Linked DNA regions of Mus musculus: region 1 is linked to region 2. The links are chromatin loops, found by intact Hi-C in ENCODE. Cell type or tissue: heart. All regions are shown on one strand. Each heading gives the region's core, and the rest is flanking DNA. Links, peaks and the distances in the headings are about the cores only.

Region 1 (11,215 bases), core at 999-8,998, 65 kb before region 2:
CGGCTGACTCCCCACCTCACAGGCACTAGGCAAGTTTTCTACCACTGAGCCACACCCCAAGCCCACAAAAGCAGCCTGGCAGTTTCACCAAACAGTAGCATCTATGGATCAAGAAGTGTCCAATTCCAGACCCTAGGGCTCCAGAGGGACGCCGAGGCTGGGGTGCTGTGGGGAGGAGCTCCCAGCCCTTCTGGGGGTCCAGTGGGAGAGGACTGCTCTCAAGCTCCTGCCTGACTTGGCCCCTTGTTGGGTGGTGGCTAGAAGCCTCACTCACATGCTTGCCAAATGACCTCACCAGAGAGCCAACCCTTTTAGCCACCCAGTGAGGGTACAGGGTCCGGGCCACCCACATGTGATGGGAGTTACAGTCTCCCAGTCTCCCATAGCTGTGTCTTGGAAGGGAATCTGCCATCTTTGTGCAATTCTGTTTACTGGAAGCAAGTCACTAGGTGTGGGCCTACATGGGAGAGAGTGAACAAGGATAGGCACCAGGATGTAGATCCCCTGGAAGCAGTTCTAGAGATTGCATACATGTGTAGCCTAAAGTCAGCTTGTGGGCACAGGCCTGTGGGGCAAAGTTTGGCACAACCTTCTATAAGACAGAGGCTTTTGAATACCTTTTAGTTAGCCTTGATTCTGCCCAACTCATTTGTATCAGTGATATCCCCGCCTGGCCCACACATCCTTCTATATTCGGAAGGCCCTGTCTGGACCTTAGGGGAACCTATATCCTCAGGGCAGCCTCTACCCATGGGAGTGGGTGTGCCTAAGCCCTGCCTCTGTCTTCTTACTCTGTATGGTTCTTTACAGGACCTTGGAGATGTGTGAGCTGCGGGTACCAGAGCAGTGACCAGCTTCCAATGCGACCCTCGACAGGTCTCACTCCTGGTTGTCACTGCCCATACTGGATCAGGCCAGTCTGTTCATCCAGGGGGGAGGAGGGTGGGGGTGAAGGCTGGGATTCCTGAGGTAGTAAGGTGCTGTAGGGTGCCCTTCTAGCTTGTGTGTCCCTCACTCTGAAGAGCCAGCTGCCACACACCCTGAGGATGCTCAGCCTTCAGGAGGTCGTGAGGCCTCCTGCTGGTGACCCCACGAGTGAATAGGGGGGTCTTCAGGTGTCAGTGCTCTCCACTAGACTAGCTGCTGCCTCAGTAATACCAAGCCAGAACCCCTCCAGGTCCTACCTCAAGAGACAACCACAGGGTAACTTTCATTGAGATAATAGCAGAACATTTTCCTTTGGCCGAGAGCACCCCCAAACCAAATGGTCCGTGCCCTCTGCCTAGCATTTCTTTTGGGGAACCAGAGCCACCATCTCTGACAGTATACTACTCAGTGTTCTCTCACTGAACCAAACAACTGACATGGAGGAGAGACCGGCTTGGGCTCAAGCCACAGAGCCTGTTGTCTGTGGGGCCTGTGGTGAGATAGCACAAGCCGTAGGGGCACACAGCGGAGGGAGCTGGGGAGCTGCTCACTTCCTAGCAGCCAGGAAGGAAAGAGAAAGGAAGGGACAGGGTCTCGAACTGGCCTCAAGGGCTTTCAACGCCACCTAAAGGTTCCACAGCTTCACTATAGCAGCAAGTCTTGGGAGGACATGCATGCTCCAAACTCTGATGCATTGGCAACCCCACAGCCACCCTAGTGCCCATCAGCAAGACAAGATGGTTCAACCATTCCACTGCCTCCCATACAGCGGTGAACACAGACAAACAGGAGCCATCTAGAGTCCCTTCCACATGAGCGATCCTGAAAACCCAGGATGAAATAGAGAAGCGGGGCTCCAGTCCCCCAGCCCACCCCCCCCACTATGCGGCCTCCCCCCCACACCCCCACCCCCCCCACCCCCCCACCCCCCCCCCCCCGCCTCATGCACGCAGTGGGAAGCCCTACAGTGCCTGCAGACACTTAGCACACATGTGTGGAGTCCAAACACTAGAACACCACAGCAGAGGAGCCAACATTGCTGTGTGGGGGATACTGAGGTACGCGGATGGGCTGACACCCACAGGCCTCTGCTGTATTGGTGACCTTTGTTGAGAACGGTACAAGGATAAGGTTCCCAGAGACTGCTGGGAGGATGGGGCAGGGAACTTCTCTGACTTGTTCAGAAACCTGGATTCTCAGAGCAGCCCTCCCCCAAGGCCGGGTGAGAGCATGAAGGGAAAATCTGCTTCAGGCCCCTTCCTATGAGAGTGTGTTGTCCTATCGCCTTGATGTCCAGAATCCTACAGCATGCAGATATTCTCGGTTTCCTTTAGGCAGTTAGACAGGTCTCACATTGACCCAGGAGCAGCACATCATCTGGGCTGAGACCCTGGTCTCCCCATTGGAAACTCTCTCAAGGCCTTCATTCGAAACACAGGCCAAAGGACAAGGGTCTCAGGCACACCCAGGGCCCAGAGCCATGGCCTAGCCCCCAGCTGCCTGCTTCTGCAGTTCTCCAAGGCCATCAATTACAACAGTCCCCCAAGTAGGTCATAGTGATTACTCTCCCTTCAGGGTGATAACGACCGTCATTAGTTGTGCGGATGCAGGCTGGTATCTAATGTTCTGCTTCTCTGAACTGCTCGAACACTCGATAGGTCTCTACCTGGAAGCCTTCCGGGGCCAGGCTCAGCTATCTGTGCTCTCATTGTAGAGAGGCGGTGAGTGCAGTTAAAAGGGGAACCCCACACCCACCCATAATCATGCTGGACTTCAGCCAAATACCTCATGATGCCCTCGAAACTGTCCTGTCAGTGTGAGGTGGCCTTTGGGCACAGAAGAGCTCTGCTTATCATGTGGATATGTCGTGTGGATGGGTATTTCCATCTCTGCCCAGACTCTAGTGTTGGAAGGATTCACTGCCAGGCTCTTCCATGGAATGCCATTTATCCTTCTGTGGGGCCCTGGAGAGGCTGCCAGGCCCGTGCACGGTCACCTCTGCCACAGGAAGCAGCAGCCAGTGTATGCACTCCAGTGGTGTATTTTCCAAAGAGCACACAAGAAGGTATAAGTCCAGGTGTTCAAATAAAGGCAAGAAAACAGACCAGAAAAGCTGAGGTGTCACAGTGGACCACAAGGTACGTGCAAGACAAAACAGTCTGTGTGTAGTCAAACCGGCCAGCTGAGCTCAGACCCAGGTAGAGTGTGTGGTGCTGAGCAAACATATGCCCATGGGATTCCCCAAGCTTTCTGAGGAAGCTGTTCAATGCGAGGCAGAACATAAGCACAGTAACAAGGCCTGGGGGGGCCCAGTGGGCCTCAGCTCACAGGCAGTAGGTGTGGGAGATGCCAGAGAGCCAGGGTCCCTACTCCCAGGACCCGTCAACCCATGTCTGCTGGGATACTCACCTTAGAACCAGATAACTCCAAGTGCTCAGGCACTTCCTGATTATCATGATTGTCTTTCAGCACACAGCAACCTGAGACCCAGAAGACATGCCGGGGTGTGATATTCCTAGTTAGGGGACCATGGGACATAAGTGCACGGAGTCAAATGCATAACCTGGGTTCCACTGTGACCTAGGCTTTCCACATGGGTCTGGCCCCCACACTGACCCCTGGGGTGCCACTGCTGCCCAGAAAAGCCCCTTGCCATCACCTGAAACTCCACCTTCAAGTAAAGAGAGAACAAGTCCCTTAGCAAGCTCAGCTTCAAGACGTTAAACAGTTCAACAGAGGCCTGGCAACCCTAGCCTGACATCCACACAGAACACAAACCAGGAGTCCAGACAGAAGCTTCTCCCAATAGCTACAACAGCAGTGCTCACCAGAGTGAGTGAATGAGAGAGAGAGAGAGAGAGAGAGAGAGAGACAGACAGACAGACAGACAGACAGACAGATCGTCCCACCATCCCCTGTGGGATGTGCAACTGGACAGACCTGGAGAAAGGAGAGAAAGCCCTCACTAAGGTTACAGCCTGGAGGATGGCTGAGGGGTGACTTGCAGGAGCTGTGCAGAATCACCACAGTAACAGAATTCAGGCTGATGGGAACCAGAGATCTAAATGAGCTTTCTTTGGGATGACGGGAATGTTCTGGAAATGGGTAGTGTGGTGGTGGTGGTGGTGGTGGTGGTGGTGGTGGTGGTGGTGGTATCTCTTCTCAACCTCAGTTTCAGTACCAGGGGGGTGGAGCCAGTGATTTTCCCAGGCTGTGAAGGAAACACCCACCCAGAGCCATCAGGCTGGGTTCCAGGGCCAGCAGAGGTGTCACTGGGCCATTCTCTGTGGACTGTCTGTCTGCAGCAGCTAGAAAATAAGGCCAGGGCACTGAATGGCGACCGCTGCCAGCCCAGCCAGGTTTAAAAATAGGATAGGGAAAAAAAAAATCAACTTCCTTGTGTTCACACACGACCTCAGGGGCATTGGTAGGAAAACAGTCAAAGCTGGGTGGGTGGCTGAGGCTGGAGGATGTTTGTGCTGGCATCACACTGTGGCTGTGCTGGGTTGTTCTTATAGCCACTCCCCGCCCAGCAGGGCAGCTGAGGACCCAGCCCAGAGCTGCCTCCACGGTGCCCTCCATGCTCCGCTCCGCTCAGCTCCAAGGACAATTTAGCAATCAGAACTTCAATTAACACTGCATCCTGAGGATGCAGCTTTCGGGAAAAGGCTGGGGCAGAGGAGGACAAAGAGGCTGGCAAGTTGGCAGCTGGGTGAAGCCACCTGGCTACATGACAGGGAACTGAAAGGACCCAGAGGCAGGGAAGGAGGGGGCAGGCTGCCATTTATGACACATGTGCCCATCCCTAAAGGGCTCTGGCCTGCACAGAGCCCCTCAAGCCTGCAGGAAATAACATCCCACTGTCATCGTCCCACGGGGAGATTGCAGAATTGCGTCCCTCACTGAACCTTCTCCAGTACCTCCTGTATGTTCCCGGTTGTCCCTAGAGGCTTTTGCCAGCTGCCAGAATGGTCCCTGGCAGAAGGACTGGTGCCTAGGAGCAGCTAGCTCTGGTAGCTGATGCCAATGGGCTGTTTCAGGTCTGCCCATGTCAGGCACAGTCTTTGAGGAGGACACTAATATCTAATTTAGAAAATGGCACAGGCTAGCCCTGCCAAAGATTCACCGGATGCCTGGTTTCTTGTATGTGGAGTTGAATTTCCCAGTGCCCAGTTTCAGGATGAAGAGTTTGAGGGGCTGAGAAGTCAGGAGACTTGCTCAGGGTTGGAAAGGTAGGAAGCATGTGTTTTGGAAATCCTGGGTTTGCTGGAACTTTCCACATTCACCATGGAGAGTTGCCACATCCCCTACCCCAGCCGCAGTAGCCCAGCATTAATGTGAGACCGGAGGAGTTCCCAGTGGGACTGATTTGGAGGAAAATGGACAGAGGCCACCCAGTGAAGGATCATGTCTACTTCCCTGTATCCCTTCTCCCTGCAACCTGCTTTGTGTTTACTTGGTTGGAAGGAGGACCTTGGGACTCTCAGGCAGCATGTAGGAATTGTGTCTGAGGAAGCGGAAGCCAGCCCCACACAGCAGGTCTGCTCAGACTTCCTTCTGTATAATGAAATGGTAAGAATCACAGCAGAGTGTGGAGTGGTTGCTCTGTTCTGGACACTTCTCAAGACCATTTGGGAAAGAAAGCTGAGAAGCAGATGGCCTGGGTTTGCTGGCAATGGAGGGGAGGCTGTGACCTGGGCCTCCTTCATGGTAGCTCAGGAAACACTGTGACATGTCTCTGTAGACATTTTAACTCCTGGGTCAACATTAGCCTGACTGCATCAGCCAGGACCAAAAAGAGCTTTGAGAAGTTATGTGAACCTGTCCTTGTCCTGGAGTGAGAATTTGGACAGCAGACAGAACACCCCAGAAAGCTCATTTTCTAGGCCTTTTTTCCTTCCTTCCTTCCTTCCTTTTTTTTTTTTTTTTTTTTTTTTTTTAAGATTTATTTATTTACTTATTATATGTAAGTACACTGTAGCTGTCTTCAGATACTCCAGAAGAGGGCATCAGATTTCATTACGGATGGTTGTGAGCCACCATGTGGTTGCTGGGATTTGAACTCCGGACCTTCGGAAGAGCAGTCGGCGCTCTTAACCACTGAGCCATCTCGCCAGCCCCTCCTTCCTTCTTTCATTCCTTCCTTCTTCTCTCCTTATTTCCCTCCTTCTTTCCCTCCCTCCCTCCCTCCCTCTTTTCCTTTCCTTCCTTTTTTATTTTTTTTGACAATGTCTCACTACATAACCTTAGCATGATCCTGAATTAACTAAGTAGCTCAGATTGTACTTGAACTTGTGAACTTTCTACCTCAGCCTCCAGAATTCCAGGATTACAGACCTGTGGTGTGCCACTATGCCTGCTCTGAGGCCCAAGTGACCTGCCCCATCTTTGCATGCATCCTTGTCAAGTCAATTGTAGGATTGACATAGGATTGTCCGTATCCGTCCACGGGGCCCATTTCTTCTTACTCTGGCACTTGGAGCTGTGGCATGGAGACAAAGACAAAGGATGCAGAGCCCTGGCCCAGGAAGCTCTTAAGCTCCTGTGGCCCCCAAGGACACAATGAGCCCCAGTAGAGCTGCCTTTTCTGGGAGTCTCGAAAGCCTGTGTTGCCTGACTAGCACCTGACCTGTACTAGTGACGTAATTTCTGACGGTGTCACAGAAGGTTTTGTGTCCAGACTCAGATCACAGCTAAAGCCAGACTTGCATATGTTTGGTGACCTTTGTGTCCTTGAGGACATGCTGTGCTGAGGGCCGGCTAGAGGAAGGATTACACAGCTCATGTGCTGTTGCCAAACACATCTTGGAGAAAAGAGAAAGTAAACTCTCAGGGCAGTCCGCCCTTCCCAAGCTCTGGTAAAAAAAAAAAAAAAAAAAAAAAAAAAAAGCTGTTCCTGAAATAGCTCCCTTACAGGGCCTGGTGGAAATGTCCAAGGGATGAGGAGACGTACTTCCTTGTCCCTGTGGAGAAAGACCCCAACCCCACCCTGTCAGACCTCTGTGGGCCCTCAGGGAAGTGGCTGGCCTGGTCTTCTGGGAACTGAGAGGGTCTTGTGCAAGAGGAAAGTACAGTTAATGTGAGTGTCAGAGCTCAGGAAAAATAAACCGTGCCAGGCCTTGTCACTACTCCTCACTGCCTCTGGCTGCCTGGCTACGAGATTCAGGAACCTAGGCCAGAAGGCTTTACCCCAGGGTGGGGAGGGGATGGAAGCAAGGTGTGTCTCCTCAAGAGTACAGAAGCCAGGTGCCACAGGAGGACAGGCTAGGAGTGACGCCAGGGCCCTGGAGGGTACCAGCGACTCTAGCACCTCCATCTCTTAGGGACCACAACTCCCCTGAGACAGGATAGAGAGTCCTGGAAAATCTGAGGGATGTGAGAAGGGCACAGCTAAGAACTGCTCACAGCCCTTCTCGCTCACCAGCTATGATGGTGAAGTTGAATGGACGTCTCAGGGAGAGGACACGCACTAACTTCCTATGGGTCTCTAGATGCTTCTGGTTTCCCGGCTTATAATTCCTTTGAAAACACCCCCCAGAGCCACCCCGTAATTTCATTTACCAAAATAGAGAAGAAAATGGAGGAGGACCCTTAGCAGGGTTCTTCTGTTGTCAAAAGAAGCAGCTCTCACTTCAAAGGAATAAATCAAAAGGCATAGATTTTTTTTCTGAGAAAAAATTGCCATCGCCCCAAATACTGTGTTCCAGTGAGGAAGCCGTCTCATGGAGGTTTTATAGTAACCAAAAAGGTGCACATGAAGACATTCAGACAATGTATAGTAACAGAAACATAGGAGTTTGTGTCTTGACCCCTTGTTAATGTCACAGACAATACTTTTTTTAAAGACGTAACCTTTTTTCTGTGGTTCATTCCCAAGAGTTCAGATTAATAAATAATAATTAATAACAAACAGAAAATATTCTTCACACCAAAGGCCCCGTGGAGTCTTTGCTTCCCTCTGGAACATCACAAGCCAGGCCTCTGTCATCTGAACTGCTCTCAACGTTCTTATCTTCCTACAGACCAGCTCACTGAGCTCTCAACGCTCAATGGCTCTTCAAACCCAAAGCTCCAAAGTCTCTCCACAGTCCTCCCGAAAACAACATGGCCAGGTCTGTCAGCAATGCCCCACTCTCCTGGTACCAACTTGTCTTAGTTACTATTGCTGTGATGAAACCCCGTGACCAAAGTAACTTGGAGAGTGAACTGCTTATTTGCCTTACACTTCCATACTGAATGAAAAAAAGGAAATAAAAGGGGAAAGGTATGACTGGTCTGAGGTTTCAGCACCAGATGAAGAAAAGAAAAAGAGATCAAAATGAAAGACATGACTGCTACTAGGTATGGTGGAGAGGAAAGCTTATTGTAGATAAAAAGGGAGCATAGGCAGAGAGTCCAGAGCGGACATGGCCCTGAGCCATGCGAGGAGAGGCCAGAGAGGGATGGAGAAGGAAGAGAAGGGAACCAGGTGCAGCTGCCAAGAGGGCAAAGGTTCAGAACAGGTGGGCAGCCAGGATGGCTGAATTACATAGGCGGGAAGAAGCTCTGGGGGAAGGGCATCCCAGACCCTGGGGTGGTGAGTTTGGGTTAGAGGATGGGTATGCCAGCTAGACTCTGTAACAGGTCACGACTGAGGGATGCTGGCAGAACCTCTCAGCCAGTCCACTTTGATTTGTTAAATAGGTACCTTAGCCATTTGTCTCAAGGTTTGAGACTTAACACTTATCACTACTGATCATCAAAGAAAGGCAGGATAGTCAAGTTGGTCAAGAAACTTGGAGGCAGGGGCTGATGCAGAGGCCACGAAGGGGTGCTGCTTACTGGCTTGACCTCCATGGCTTGCTCTGCCTGCTTTCTTAAAACAGAACCCAGGACCACCAGTCCAGGGATGGCCCCACCCACAATGGGCTGGGCCCTCCCCTCCATCATTCACTAAGAAAATGTGCTATAGGCTTATCTACAGTCCAGTGTAGGGAGGCATTTTCTCAATTGGGATTCCCTCCTCTCAGATGACTGTATCCTGTGTCAACTTGACATAAAATTAGCAAGCACAGTTGGGTATAGCAAGATGGGGGTGGGGGTGGGGAGGGAATCTCTCCTATACCCTCCAATGTTATCTGATCACAGTCTTGGCCCTTACATTAGCAGAGAAGAGAGTTCTGCTAAGTTAATACATTCTAAATGTTCTCATCCGAATGTTAAGTCTGATGCAGAAGTGGGCAAGAAATGGTTTGTTAGGGAGCTATCAATAGCCTAGAAGTCATTGCGATTGGGATATTAAATCAGCAACATTTCAGCCTCTCCATAGTCACTGAAGTGTTGTCAGTCATCAGCCTCTGCAGGGGCTTCTTCCCATTCACTCTTCTGAGATATGTCCTGAGAGTTTCCAAAATGTTATATATGGCTAACGCTAAGACACTTTACTGCACCTCTCCCATGAGAAGCCTAGACCCATACTTGGGTCTTCCTTTCCCATACTCCCCCTAAAGAAGGTGTTGTGAACAAGGTAGATCTATGTAGTAAAACAAAAGTTATATTCTATTGTGCTGAGGGTCATCAGCCAAAGCTCACGCTTTAGATCCTCAACTATGGCCCTAAGTCTATCACCCCAAGGCTGTTCACGTGTACGACATATCTTAGCTGATGGTCAGGTCCATTCTCCAATGGACGTCTTTGACTCAAGAGTCAGAATCTTGGGGGAGACTTTCCAGACACAGGGTAAATCTAGGTGTCATCTCAGATGTGCAGAGCAGAACCTTGTTCTTGGTCTCTGCTTATAGACTGTCCAGTGGGCAGTGTCTGGTTATCTTGAGTGACATCACTGGGTTCTAGTTATCAGGTGCAGCCGTGAGTGTAGTGGGGTTCCTGACTAAGCTATTTTTATATGTATAAAAGGCATTTTTCTTTACTATGCATATTACAGAAGGGCTCCTTCTCTTGGGTGTTGTCTTGGTTACCTTTCTGTTGCTGTGATAAGACATCACAATTAAGGTGATCTATAGAAGAAACAGTTTGTATCTTAAGAATTTCAGAGGGTAGAGTCCAGGACCATTACGGTGTTAAAAATGTGTTTGTAACCACTATGGTGGCATACACAATGTACCTCCTGTCAGTCCTTTAGATTTTGAGGATTGCACGAGCCTTTAAGGTACCAAGTCTGTGGTGGATGAAGACAAGGTGGATATTGCCAGAGGAACAGCATCTGAGGTTGTCCTGTGGCTCCCACACACATTCTCTCTCTCTCTCTCTCTCTCTCTCTCTCATTACTTTTGCAATGTGAGGGATCAAGTGCTATGTTGCTGACTGAGCTAAGCCCAGATACTGTTATCATAGGTTCAGTCCACGAAATAGACAAATGCCCAAGACTATGGGGACCATCAGACTCAGATTGCCAAAGCACCAAGGGAGGTTTGCCTTGTTTTCTTGCATTCTCATCCTGCTCACTGGTCTTGAACATGAAGGCTGTCATTTGTGCTTGTTACTGTTATCATAACTGTAACCAAATGCCTGACAAGAGCTAACTTTCAGGAGGATCTGTATTGGCTCACGGGGAAATGTAATCTGTCATGGATCCGGAAGCATGGCATCCACAGGTAAGACCATCACATATATGCACGGTCCAAATGCACAGAACAATGAGTGCCAGCACTCAGATCGCTTTTTCCTTTTGATTCAGTCCTGGTCCCCAGCACACAGGATGGTGCCACTTTCATTTGAGATGGGCTTTCCTACCTCACTTCATTCAGTCCAGAAATTTCCTTTAACTTAAGCCCAGGAATTTTTCTTTTAGGTGATTCCAGAGCCAGTCAAGTTGATAGTGTTAACATCACACTGTTACAGTGTTGTGTTCCACCTGGCAACATAAATGTTAGTGGCATAGTACAGCAGTTCCTCAAGATAAATGTAGCCTAGGGGTAGGAGGACAGCTCAATGTCAAAAAGACCAGTGAAAAATAACATTCACAGTGTCATGTGTGGGTTCCATCTCATGGAGTGGGTCTTAACAAAGTTGTAACGCTCATAACAGCTGTACCACTTTTACACTGGTATAGCCTGTACCCAAGTCACTGTTGTAGGTCACAGGGTTTGCAGTGCAGTGTTACTGATATTGCTTTCCCCTGACGTGGGCTGCTGTGCGACCACAGTGGTGGGCCAAGTAACAGTGGACCTCCAAAATCATGAGCCAAGACAGACTCCTCTCCTTCTTCCTTTGTCCTCCTCCTCCTCCTCTTCTTCTTCTTCTTTTGTTTTTTTGTTTTTTTTTTTTTTTTTTTTTTTTTTTTTTTTTT
Region 2 (11,215 bases), core at 1,617-9,616:
AGCCTACTTGGTCCCTGCCATCACAGAGTTAAAGTATTTGACTTGTCAAGTATGCTTTTATGAGCTTAAAGCTAAAGAACAAAATAAAACAAATAAAAGACCAATCCTTGTCTTCTGAGGTAGGCAACCTAGTTAGGGAACAGACATGTCTAACATCATTCTAAAAGGTATCAGAGGTGTAGAACAAGGAAGCCATTGTGGAGATGAGCTACACATGCTAATAACTGACTGCCTTCTCCTCCCCCTGTCGCCCAGCATGGACAAGGACAGCCCGGATCTCCACCAGGACCTGAACGCCCTCAAAACCAAGTTCCAGGAGCTGCGGAAGCTCATCGGCACCATGCCCGGCATCCACGTGAGCCCCGAGCAGCAGCAGCAGCAGCTCCACAGCCTCCGAGAGCAAGTGAGGACCAAGAACGAGCTGCTGCAGAAGTACAAGAGCCTCTGCATGTTTGAGATCCCCAAGGACTAGGCCAGCCCCCAGGAGAGCCGCCGCCAGACGGAAAGCATCACGCGGTGCTCCAGCTCCTTGGGAGCCCCGCTCAAAACTGGGAGGCCACATTCAGCTGGTGTGGGGCCTCAGTGCTATCTCAGCCCTGACCATGTCCCAGCAGATCTACAGGGCACAGAGGGAGAGGAAATAGCTGTTCCCTTCTTTCCCTCAGCTCCTCCCACTCCCGATAGCATCAGCATGGTATCAGGTACATACTGTTCCCATTAACAGCAGTTTCATGAAACATTTGCATAGAATTCACGGGGTAAATTAGGCCTGTACTCAGATGGCATGGATTTATTATAATTAAAGCAAGCTGTGAGAGTATGAACATTGTTTTGAAAGGCCAGAGGGTGGGTGGCTTCTCCCTTGAAACAGTTCACTTCCTTTTTTGTTTGAACTACTGAATGAAACTATATCTCTGGGGGCGTCAGCCCAGAGCTCCACGATCTAGCCACCAACTCCAGTTTCCAGCCTCCTGCATGCTAGCCTTATAGGCTCTTGCTCCCTTTATCTCTATCACTTCAGGCAGTGCTCAGAATAGCCGAAGCACTGCTTGCCTGGGGCCCTTTGTCCTTCCCACACTGGCTCAAAGAGGCTGTTAAGGAAGCGGCTCTGCCCTGATTCGTATGCCCTGGCTTACCTCTGTCTCCCCTTTAGCCAAGAAGTCACATTTGCTACTCTGCACATGGTCCCTGCACACTTCTGGTTTGGAGCAAAGTAGCTGGCAGGAGCAATCGGGGCAGTTTCTCAGCCAGGGTTATGTGTGGTTTGAAGGGCGTGGGGAGCTAAGTCTGGAGGTTCCATAGCTGTGTTCTACTTGTAGAGTGTACTCAGCGACTCGCAGGTAGGACACCGTGTTCTCTGTCTCTCAGGGACTGTTACACTGAGGGCACCATGGCCCTTTCCTTCTCAGGGGAAGGTGAGAAGAACCCAGTTATTGTTTGGATCTTGAAATGGGCACAGCCTGGGCTGACCAGCTGAGGACTTAGCAGGTGCCTGCCAACTGGCCTTCTTGGCAGGAGCGCTGGCTGGGGATGTTTGTTAGCAAGCATTCTGGTGGCATTGCCTATCCAAGCTGCCTCACACTGGGACCCGGAATGTGTGAAAGAGGGTTCTGACTTCCAGGTATTTGGGCAGAAAAGTGAGTTTGAGTAGAGGATGCCAGTTAAGCACCTCTGCCTTGGGACTGTTACTGAACTGAATCAGTTACTTGCTGCAAAGTTGAAGCAGTGGCTGGGCCAGTTTTAAGGCTCTGACTGGTTCCTGTAAGCGCAGAGCACATGAAATGCAAGGGCTTCAGCTCTTCCTGACAGGGAAGAAAGAAGGCGTCCTCGGAGGCTTCTGTTCCGTGTGGTGACCTGTCACATTTTCAGATATATAATTAAAAGTGTGGTCTGCTCTCAGGACACATGGTTTGCCTGTTGGCTCTGTCTCAGTGCTTGGATTCAGCCCCTGGAATTACAGGTTTTATAATGAAGAATTAGAGTGGTATGTTGAGTAGGTGGTGTAGAGGGAAATGTTCACTGTGCTCCTTCCACCCAGCATGTGCACCTGTTCAACTAGCACAAAGGCCTGCATGTCTCCTGCAGGGGAACTTGGGGAGCCAGCCAGTCATTGGTGAGAAGTGAGTGCCTTGCTGAGATTTGAGGAGGTGCAGTGCCTTGGAAGTGGCCCTTCCCAAAACAGGGTTGACAGGACACACCCCCATCCCCACCCCCACCCCCACCCCCAAGACACTTTCGAGCATCCCTTGAAGGTCAGAACTCTCTTGGAAAACCAAGTGCTTGGCTCCGCAGCTGCAGCAGTGTTGACTCCTTAGAGACCATATTGACTCCTGACCCTATTTCTCAGCTGCAGAATTGGAGGCTTCAAGGTGACACTTGAACCCTGAGTTGACAGTAGGAGTGGCAAGGAGATCTTGGTCACAAACTATGAGCCCTTAGCCAACAGGGGGATGGGAAAGTGCAGAGGAGCTGGGCCTCCCCTGCTTGAGTGCTTCTGGGAGCTGCACTAGAAGCGAGCTACTTTCCCTGGCCAGGTCCTGGGGCAACCCTGGGGCAAGGGATAAACACAGAGTGCAGGCATCTTCCCAGACACACCTCTCCAGCTCAGCCTCCTTATTTGTGGTAATCAGAGTCGGAGTGTGACAGCTTCCTGTCACCTGCCATGATTAGCAGGTGGCCTGTGGAGGAGAGTATGAATATTCTCCAAAACAAGGCCCCCTGGTATAGGCCAAGTGAGGCAGAGGGTAAACAGAGCCAGGAGGTCTAGAGCAGGTCCCACTTGGAAGTGGGAGGCCATTTTCCGAAAGCCAGGTCCCTCTCCAGTTCTTGGCCACTGGCACTGAGCACTGAGGCAGGAAACCTAAAAGCAAAGCACCATTTTCCGTTTCTAAATTATTTTATTTTAAATAAAAAATAATAATAAAGACCTCACACAATAGAAATGTAGAGATTTTGTTCATGTCACATTGACACTGGAACTATTAAAGTGCAAGTTTTGTGTTTTGTTTTTCTTTTGGGTAATTGCACACACACATGTAAACAAGTCACTTGGCTATGATTGAACACCCCCCCCCCCCACCTCCAGCCAAAGTTTCCAGTTTGCTGAGGACAGAGGTGGCTGACAGCGGCCATGGCAACACCAATCACAGACAAGATAATGCCCTATTATTAGTCCTGCCCTGAAGCGAGCAGGACAGTTACTTTAAGTCTCACAGGCTGATGAACTTCACACGCTTTTTCTCAAACCTCTTGAGAAAAATGCCAAGCGCCCCTCTGCTGGGTCCTGGCATCCCAGAATCGGAGGTGACAGCTCCTGTCTTAGCTAGTTCTCTTTCCTTTCACAGCAGGTGACTGTCCCTTACTGGCTTGGTCTCCCCGGGCTGGGTCTCAGGGAGGGAAGGAGAAGGCCAATTGGCGCTCCTGTGGCACGGACCGCTAGTCCAGGAATCCGATTTGACTTTTGAACAAAAAAGGTCCTCAGGTTGTGTGGCTGACCCTGGGGGCTCCTAACTGATGACACAGCGCTCCTTGTCCTTAGCCTGGCTGCCGACACTGGTTTTTTCACGAATGTACATGAGGTCGCTGTGCACGCTGGGTCTGCGAGCAAAGGGCGCCAAGATGCCAAAGGCATCGCCGTGGTCGCCCCCGCCTCCGCTGCCCGCACGCAGAAGCTTCTTGTTCCTCAGAGCCTTCTTGTGCAGTACGTCGCAGTACTGCACAGATACCTTGCGGTGCAAGTCGGGGCTCATCTCGCTAGGCAGCTTGGCCATGGCAAAGAGCGCACGGAACATCTGGTCCAAGCTGCTGTTCTTCTTGGCTGAGATCTCGAAGTAGGCACAACGCTGAGGGTCGTCACCCACCAGCTGCTCAATCTCCCGCTGCTCTACTTCCCGGTAGAAGTCCCGGTCCCCTTTGTTACCGCAAATGACCAGCGGCACGTCCACATTCTCTTTGGTTTTGTTCTTGAGACAGGACTTGGTGTCTAGGATCTGCTGTTTGAGCCTTTGCACCTCTTCGAATGAGTCGCGGTTGTCTAAGCTGAACACCAGAATGAAAACGTCTCCTATAAGGGAACGAGTGGGAAAGGTGAGGACAGCTGCCAGGCACAGAGCTGCAGACACCCCAGGTGAAGGGGCAAGCCCCAAGCACAACACACCAGCCCCATCCACTCCCCTCAAGACTCCGGTCCCCCTATCCCCGTCGACTCCCCACTCACCTGTGAGGATAGAGAGGCGCCGCATGGCGGGAAACGGATGATTGCCGGATGTGTCCAGTATGTCCAACTGGTAGACTTCGCCGCGGATCGAGTAAAACTTTCGGTGGAAGTCCTCGATGGTAGGGGTGTAAGCATCCTCGAAACGGCCCGTGAGGAAGCGCGACACAATGGCCGTCTTGCCCACTTTGGATGAGCCGAGGATGACCATCCTGTAGCAGTTCTTGGCCGGGATACTCAGTTCAGAGTCGCTTGGGCACATCTTCTTGATCATCGCGGCCAGTTTCATTGGGTAGAGGGGCCCCAGGGGCGGATGCGTGGCCGAGAGAAGGTAGAGAGAGGGCTGCAGAGAACTCCGGAGTGACGGAAGAGCTTGGCTTCGGGACTGCGCGAGCTGGTCTGGGCTCTTGGGTACAGACAGCAGGCTCAGGCTTTCCGCGCCCCACACCGCCCTTATATTCAGTTGGCCGAAGCCCGGCCAGGCACCTCCCAGCTAAGGTGCGTCACGTCCCGCCCCCGGACGCGCCCAGCTCCTCCTAGACGCAGCGACCTCCGCCTTGGAGCCTGAGGCTCCTCTTCAGACCTACGTGCGCTGAAAGGAAAACTAAATCCAAACTACGGCCAGTGGGATCCGGCGCTTCCCACTTTTGGCCGCAGAGGTCCTGGCTGTGCCTTTGATTCACTTACCTCTGGGATCTCCATTCTCTTAACACTAGTGCACAGACACCCACTTTTCTTGGGCCTTAGTTTCCCCAAAAAATATTATCTGATGATAGCAACAGATTTGCTGGACATTTGCCCCAGGGCCAACCCCTTAGGTCCCCGGACTCTTGGTGCTCTCCTGGGCTTAGTGTCCGGTGTTTGTGGGTTTTCTATGTTATCGTCCGCGCTTTGCGCTTCAGCCACCAGAGGGAAGCAGGGAGCCCCACGGACCCGCTGGGATGCCTAAGGTTGTGGCCACTCTGGAGAGGGGCAGGAGGCTGGCTGGGGACCCTGACGGGGAGCGCTGTCATGGACTTCCTGTGCTCTACTTTCCCAACTAGAGAGAATCTGATCGATGGGGACCTCAGTAGAGGAGAGTCTGTACCTGACTTCATACTTCGAGACAAGCCCCTTTAAAAAAAAAAAATCAAAACAGGCCAGAGTACCTACAGCCTCCTATGGCTTTCGGGACTTTCCCCTCTCGTGGGCCAATTCATCGTCATTTTGCACTGAGGTGGCTGACTGGGGCCGATGATCTCAGAGGAGGCCTGGAAGCACAACCTTCACTGTAGTTCAGTTTCCCTTTCTGAAAGATGACACTGGTTCCTTGATTGTAAAGATTAAGTACAAACACGTTCCGAGACCAGGGCCTGGTCAGAACAATAAAAGTATAGTATCAGGGAGGCTGCCTAGGGGAGGAAGCCGGTGGCAGGTTGATCAGTAACCAGGACTGAGTGATGCTTGAGGAGAAACGGGACGCGTCTGCTGCTTGTAACTGACGACACAGGTGAGCTGTGTTTATTCTGCTCTGACCTCGTCTTATTTAGGAGAGGCCCAGAGACCGAGTGGCTGACAAATGCCCCTTGCCCATCCAGGCAGTCTTGGTGTCCCACAGGCAGGGCTAAAGTCATTCCCACCCATCCAGATGCTTGCACTATGATCCAGGATTTCAACAGAAACCCAGTCTCTAGATCAGCAGTGGGCATCCTGCCTGGAGCCCATGCAACGTAGGTGTATTGATTTGGTGGTCCCTGTGCTAAATGATAATGCTCTCCCTGGAGACAGAGAAGCAACACTCTGCATTTAACAGATGGGGGAACTGAAGCACAGGGAAGCACGCTGCTGGCCACCTGGCTCCCAGTCTTCCCTTCCTCCCCTCTGCCTGTGCCCCCACAACAGAGCCCACTACACAGGCTGCTGCGGTTGTCTGGCCCGTTTCAATCTAGCAGGATATCCATATTCACTCCCCTTCCTCCCAGGCTGCTTCTACATCCATATCAATTGAGGAACCCGGGACTCATCAGCTAGATCTAGGACAGGCCAGTTGGGGTGAGTCCTTCACCTCCTGGTTCCTGCCCTTGCCCCTGCTCCCCTCCCTTCACCTGGGGTGTCTGCCCTCATCTGGGAGAAGGACCTGTGCCTCAGCCAAACACAGGACTGCTGCATTCAGTAATAAGCATAGAGTGTCACTGCAGGAAGAGGCCTCTTAAGGGGGCAAGTAATGGCTGCGCACCCGGCTGAGGCCCTTCTCCTCTGCCTCCAGAAGGCACTGTGTGGAAGGCTGGGGCTCTGACTCAGGATGGGCAGAGCCAATGTCACCATTCCCCTGAGTCTTCAGTCCCAGGAAAATCCAAGGAATAAGAAGAGAGGGATGAGCTGGGCAGAGGTGGTGCACGCCTTTAATTCTAGCACTTGGGAGACAGAGGCAGGTGGATTTCTGAGTTCGAGGCCAGCCTGGTCTACAGAGTGAGTTCCAGGACAGCCAGGGCTACACAGAGAAACCCTGTCTCAGAAAAACCAAAAAAAAAACAAAAAAAAAAACAAAAAACAAAAAACAAAAAACGAAAAACAAAAAAACAAAAAAAAGCAAAACCAAGAAGAAGAAGAGGAGGAGGAGGAGGAAGAGGAAGGGGAGGAGGAAGAGGAGGAGGAGGAGGAGGGATGGCAGAATCAAAGCTATGGTCCAGCTCTACCCACAGACATCCAGATGGCCAAGGCTCAGCTTAGATTCATGGCCCTCTCTCCTTCCACTGTCAGTGTCACGACTGGGCCTGACATCTTGCCTCAGTCCCTTCTAGATGCAAGGTGACTGGCAGACACTGGTGGTTTCCTGCCACCTCCGAGGTTCATTTACCCAGCTCAAACACCCTGTCAGGAAGACTCCATCCTCCAGGCGCACAGTCACACAGCCTCTGCCAGCAAGTCTCCGGTCGCAAGAACACTGAGGGGTCTGAAAGACAGGCAGTGCTGTCCCACATAATCCCAACTACCATCTGTGTCCCCCCAGGCCACTGCTCCACAGGGGACAGCATGTGCATCCCTTTCCCAGAAACTCTGGAAGTCACTGTGATGTTTCCTTACCACACAGGTTTGTAGCAGTGTCAGGCTTCCTGCTCAGAACAGAACTCTTACCAACTGATCAAATGCTGAGGGGAGTCCAGCGGAAGCCAAGGGTCTGTAAGCTGGAAATGCCAGCCACACAGCCTCATCCAGAGGCAGAGAGGACTCAGAAGGTTCTTTGAAGTTGGGTCACAAAGAAGGGCATCGGGTGCCACCACATTACCCACAGGGGCCAATCCTACTTGTGCCTGCAAGAGGACCCCACAGGTTGTCTCTGCTCCACTTCCTGTGGGGCCTGGTGGGTAGTCTTTAGATTATTGTGAGGGAGCCTTTGAAATGTGGTTGTAGGACCCCAACCCCTTTCTCATTTACCCTTTACTTCTTGGCCATTGGGTAAGCAGCTTGCCCTACTATGTGCCCCCAACTTGCCCTACTATGTGCCCAACACACATACTGTGCCCAACAGTATGTACTGGCTTCATGTGGGTTCGAAACAACACAGCCAGCAGTCAGGAGGCAGCCCCAGCTCTCTGGCAACCAGCTCACTCCTGGTGGGCTCCATCCCATCCCTGTCTCCTGCTGGATTCCAAGGGACACACTGGGGTTCAGACACATGTGCCCAGTCACATCAGACACATGTGGGTGTATGAAGAGGACACCCATGCTCTGTGGTCTCATTTCTCTCCTCAGATCCCTCTGCAGCCTCTTCTCCTCTCTGAAATTATATGACCTCCATGTCTGCCTTGACTGCTGCCTCCACCCAGTAGTCAGGGAGCTGGGGCTGCCTCTTCCCTCTGCCCATACCCACAGCCTTGCAACTGAGCCAACAGGTACATGCGGGGATGCCAGTGATAGAGCTGAGCCTCTCTTGGTGCAGGGGACTGGACAAGAGGACACCAGTGGCAAAGGGGGCATCTCTGCCCCATTTGGTGCCAAGGGTACCAATGCTTCTCTAGCCAGGCCTTACCAGGACACCTGCCTGAGCTTCTGGATAGGGCGTGCATGGTACTCTCTACAGTGAGGAAACAGGTAAAGACTTCTTGCTTCAGTGGTCTTTGCACTTTTCGCCACCAGAAGGGGTATGAGGGAGGGACAGAGCTCAGGATGACAGCCCTAGACTCTGTCATGGGCCCAGGGCAACAAGGCTCTGGGCCATACTAATAAAAGGTGTGGTTCTTGTCTGCCCAACCAGGGTCTCCAGCCAATGCTCTGGCCTGGGGCTGGGAGGGGAAGCCCAGGCCTCCTCAGAGGGCCTGGAAATGTGAGGCAGGAGACCTGTGCACAGTTAGGTGGCAAGCCCGGGGCACTTGTAAAAGCCCATGTGAGCCTTGGGTGACAACAGGATGTCAGGAGAGGGAGGCAGCCTTAGATGCTGTCTCATGAGCCCCAGGACTAGATAGCCCAGGGCTGGAACAGGCACAGGCTGATCGTCTGGATCCCCAAATCTCACAAGGTTTTCTGGGTCAGTGAGGCACCCTGGCAAAGAAACACAGCTGAGACTAAGGAGGTGAGGGTCTCTGGTGAGTTGGGATAATCACCTCAAAGTCCAGCAAGCTTAGCTATCCCTAAGCCACCCATTAGAAGCCCGGAGTCCTGGAGGTCAGGGTGGTCTTAGCTGCTAATGGTCACACAGTGACAAAGAGCAGAGGAAGCTGTTCTTTGGCTTCCTCTGATGCCAAAAGTCACCTTGTGACCCACCTTCTTGGTCACTTGTGCTCTGCCTACGTACCCCTGTAGTGAGAATTCTGGAATTTGGGGTCTTTTTTTAATTGAAATATTATAAGAATGTGTTTTTGTTTTAATCCCAGGTGCGTGATATGGGTTGGACAATCTGCTTCAGATTATACACAGCAGGTGGCAATGATTTGCCTCGTGCTCTGGCAGGGGTGTGGTTTTGCCAGCTGCAGATAGTTTTTGTGACTGTGATGTTTGGAGTTCTGGGGGGACTTTTCAGAGGGTGTATAAATGCTAGAGCCCCAATAGGTGGGTTTGGTGGGTTGTTGGTTGCTGTTCGTTAGACGTGTGCAAAGAAGAAATTAGAAATCCTAATGGTGAAGATAAAACTTGCCCCAAAGACCTCGATGTCCCTAATCAGCAGGAAATCATCTAGGGATAACATCGCCCCCTTTCCAGCCCCTGACTTCATTCAGGGGTCTCTTTCCTTTCCTGTCTATCAATTTTTTCCCTCCTCTAGAGTTAGGTACTTGAAAGGGTAGAAGAAAAAGGGTGGAGAAGGGTGTGAGAAGAACCCACAACGTAGCAAAAGCTCAGCTACACACATCCCATCTCCAGCAGATTTTACCCACCTCAGATGAACGTAGGGGGTGTCCGCTATATCTTGCCATTAGGTGACAATCTTGGTGGAATGATAGTGCAATTTAATCTGATAGACCTCTGTGTTGTGGATTTGGTCTAATGCTTGTATTATGTTAATTGGGTTCCCAAAATTGTATGAGAATCGATAAGACGCTGAGGGTTCCTGCCCCTCCCTTCCCCCCCCCCCCCGCCCCGGTTGGCTTTGACTGGTAAATAAAATTGCTTGCAGCCAATGGCTGGGCAGGGAGACAGAAGTAGGGGGATCCAGAGAGGAAGGAGGATAGAGAACCACCATGATAGGAAAGGAGAACGATCAAGCCTGAGACGTGCAGGACAGACAGACAGCTAACCTGATTGTGACCCAAGAGGGCTGTAGCTGGGTAGCGAGGACAGGCTGCTGCCCCTGGGGTGATGTAAGTAACACTAATTGCCTATGGCAACACCTTCGCTCTCAGGTTGGCAGATGTTAAACTGGGTTCTGGGTATCAAGGGCATGGACAGCAGGTGACCAGGGTGTCCGCTGCCTAGGAAGGGCTGTGGCGGCAGCCAGCTCTATTGCTGAGGCCTTTTGCTGAGTTCTTTCTTTGTGAATCCTAGACAGCACCAGGGGCTGCACTGGAAAGAAAGGGCCCAGAAGCCCTCAAGGGATGCAGTCCCCTGCCCTGCCCAGCCCTCCCACAGCCTAGAGCCCACGCCTAACCGCACTCCTGGGACCAGGATGGGAAGGAGACCAGAGAGGTGCTGAGGTCACAATGCCTTTATTAGTGTGTCGGGACATGGTGGGGATGGGGGTCTCAGCAGTCACACAGCATAATGCCTGAGGCCCCCATGACTGGTTTCTAAGGCACAGGTACAGTGGCCAGTGCTGCTCTCCCTGGGAAGGGTTGTTGCTTGGGGCAGCCGAGAGGCCAGTCCAGCTTTCCAAAGATCCTTCATGGCCCTGTCAGCTTCTTTTGTGCAACCTGGTAGCTTTCTGTCGGTAGATCTCAGCAGTGAAGGGCCTGTGGGTGGAAGGAATGTTCCAGTAGGTTGTTCCAGGGGACTCCTGAACCCCAGCACCAGAACCTGTTCCACCAGTGAGGATAGGACCCACATTCCCACTGTCCCCCAGAGCTTGCCTAGAGGCTTCAAAGAGCAGCGGGGAGGGGCCTGGAGGGACTGGGGCCACCTCCGTACCTGCCTAGGTCTCAGGTGACAGGTGTACCCTCCCCATTACCAGCCTCTCAAGCCTGGTGAGGCAATTCTGAGTGAGCAGCTTGGTCTAACTCGCCCGTCACATCCATATCCCATCCCCCACACATCTACTCACTCTTCATATAGGAGAGCAACCACGTAGACAATTGCCACCAGCACCGTCAACAGCAGGCCTGTGGGACTAGCATGCCTGCAGACAAACATACCATCAGTTGACTTAGCGACTCCTGCCAACACAGTGTGTGGTCCTTGCTGATGCTGGGACTCCTCTGGTGGGTGAGCTAAGCCTGGGGGTGCCCCTTCCTAGGTCTGGTTTTCTAGAGAGCCACAGGGAGACAGGAGGGGAGGAAGGCACCTTGTGGGACAGTCCTCGCTTCTTTGTCTGCTGAGGCCGAGGCTCGGGGACAGGGAACATTTCCACTGCCCACCAGACAGTGTTCTTAGGAAATA

What was found. Hi-C counts contacts between places; a loop is a spot of excess contacts. Peaks named below come from ENCODE experiments on the same cell type or tissue, not always from the same donor. Only the 100,000 strongest peaks of a DNase experiment are listed, where the experiment ranks them.
Region 1: it touches region 2 in a loop (2.1-fold over the local background); 5 of 42 quality-filtered maps call a loop at or near these places.

Annotation. Positions count from the first base shown.
Region 1 is chr11:59,895,611-59,906,825 of GRCm38, forward strand. No RefSeq gene overlaps it. Among named protein-coding and RNA genes, the nearest start is that of 1810063I02Rik, 20 kb to the right of the region's middle. In heart, for the core only: a CTCF peak has its summit at 4,670; DNase peaks (open chromatin) are centred at 4,321, 4,801, 6,581, 6,991 and 1 weaker place; H3K27ac peaks cover 4,637 bases.
Region 2 is chr11:59,960,304-59,971,518 of GRCm38, forward strand. It overlaps Med9 (mediator complex subunit 9), which reads left to right. Exons shown (of 2, transcript NM_138675.3): 2 at 256-3,003. The coding sequence ends at 472. It overlaps Rasd1 (RAS, dexamethasone-induced 1), which reads right to left and starts at 4,641. Exons shown (of 2, transcript NM_009026.5): 1 at 4,217-4,641; 2 at 2,878-4,063. The coding sequence starts at 4,502. The coding sequence ends at 3,507. Pemt (phosphatidylethanolamine N-methyltransferase) reads right to left here. Exons shown (of 7, transcript NM_008819.3): 6 at 10,881-10,955; 7 at 10,311-10,572. The coding sequence ends at 10,515. In heart, for the core only: a CTCF peak has its summit at 5,114 (motif pointing right); DNase peaks (open chromatin) are centred at 3,398, 4,248, 4,698, 5,098 and 1 weaker place; H3K4me3 peaks cover 2,849 bases; H3K27ac peaks cover 4,789 bases; H3K27me3 peaks cover 592 bases.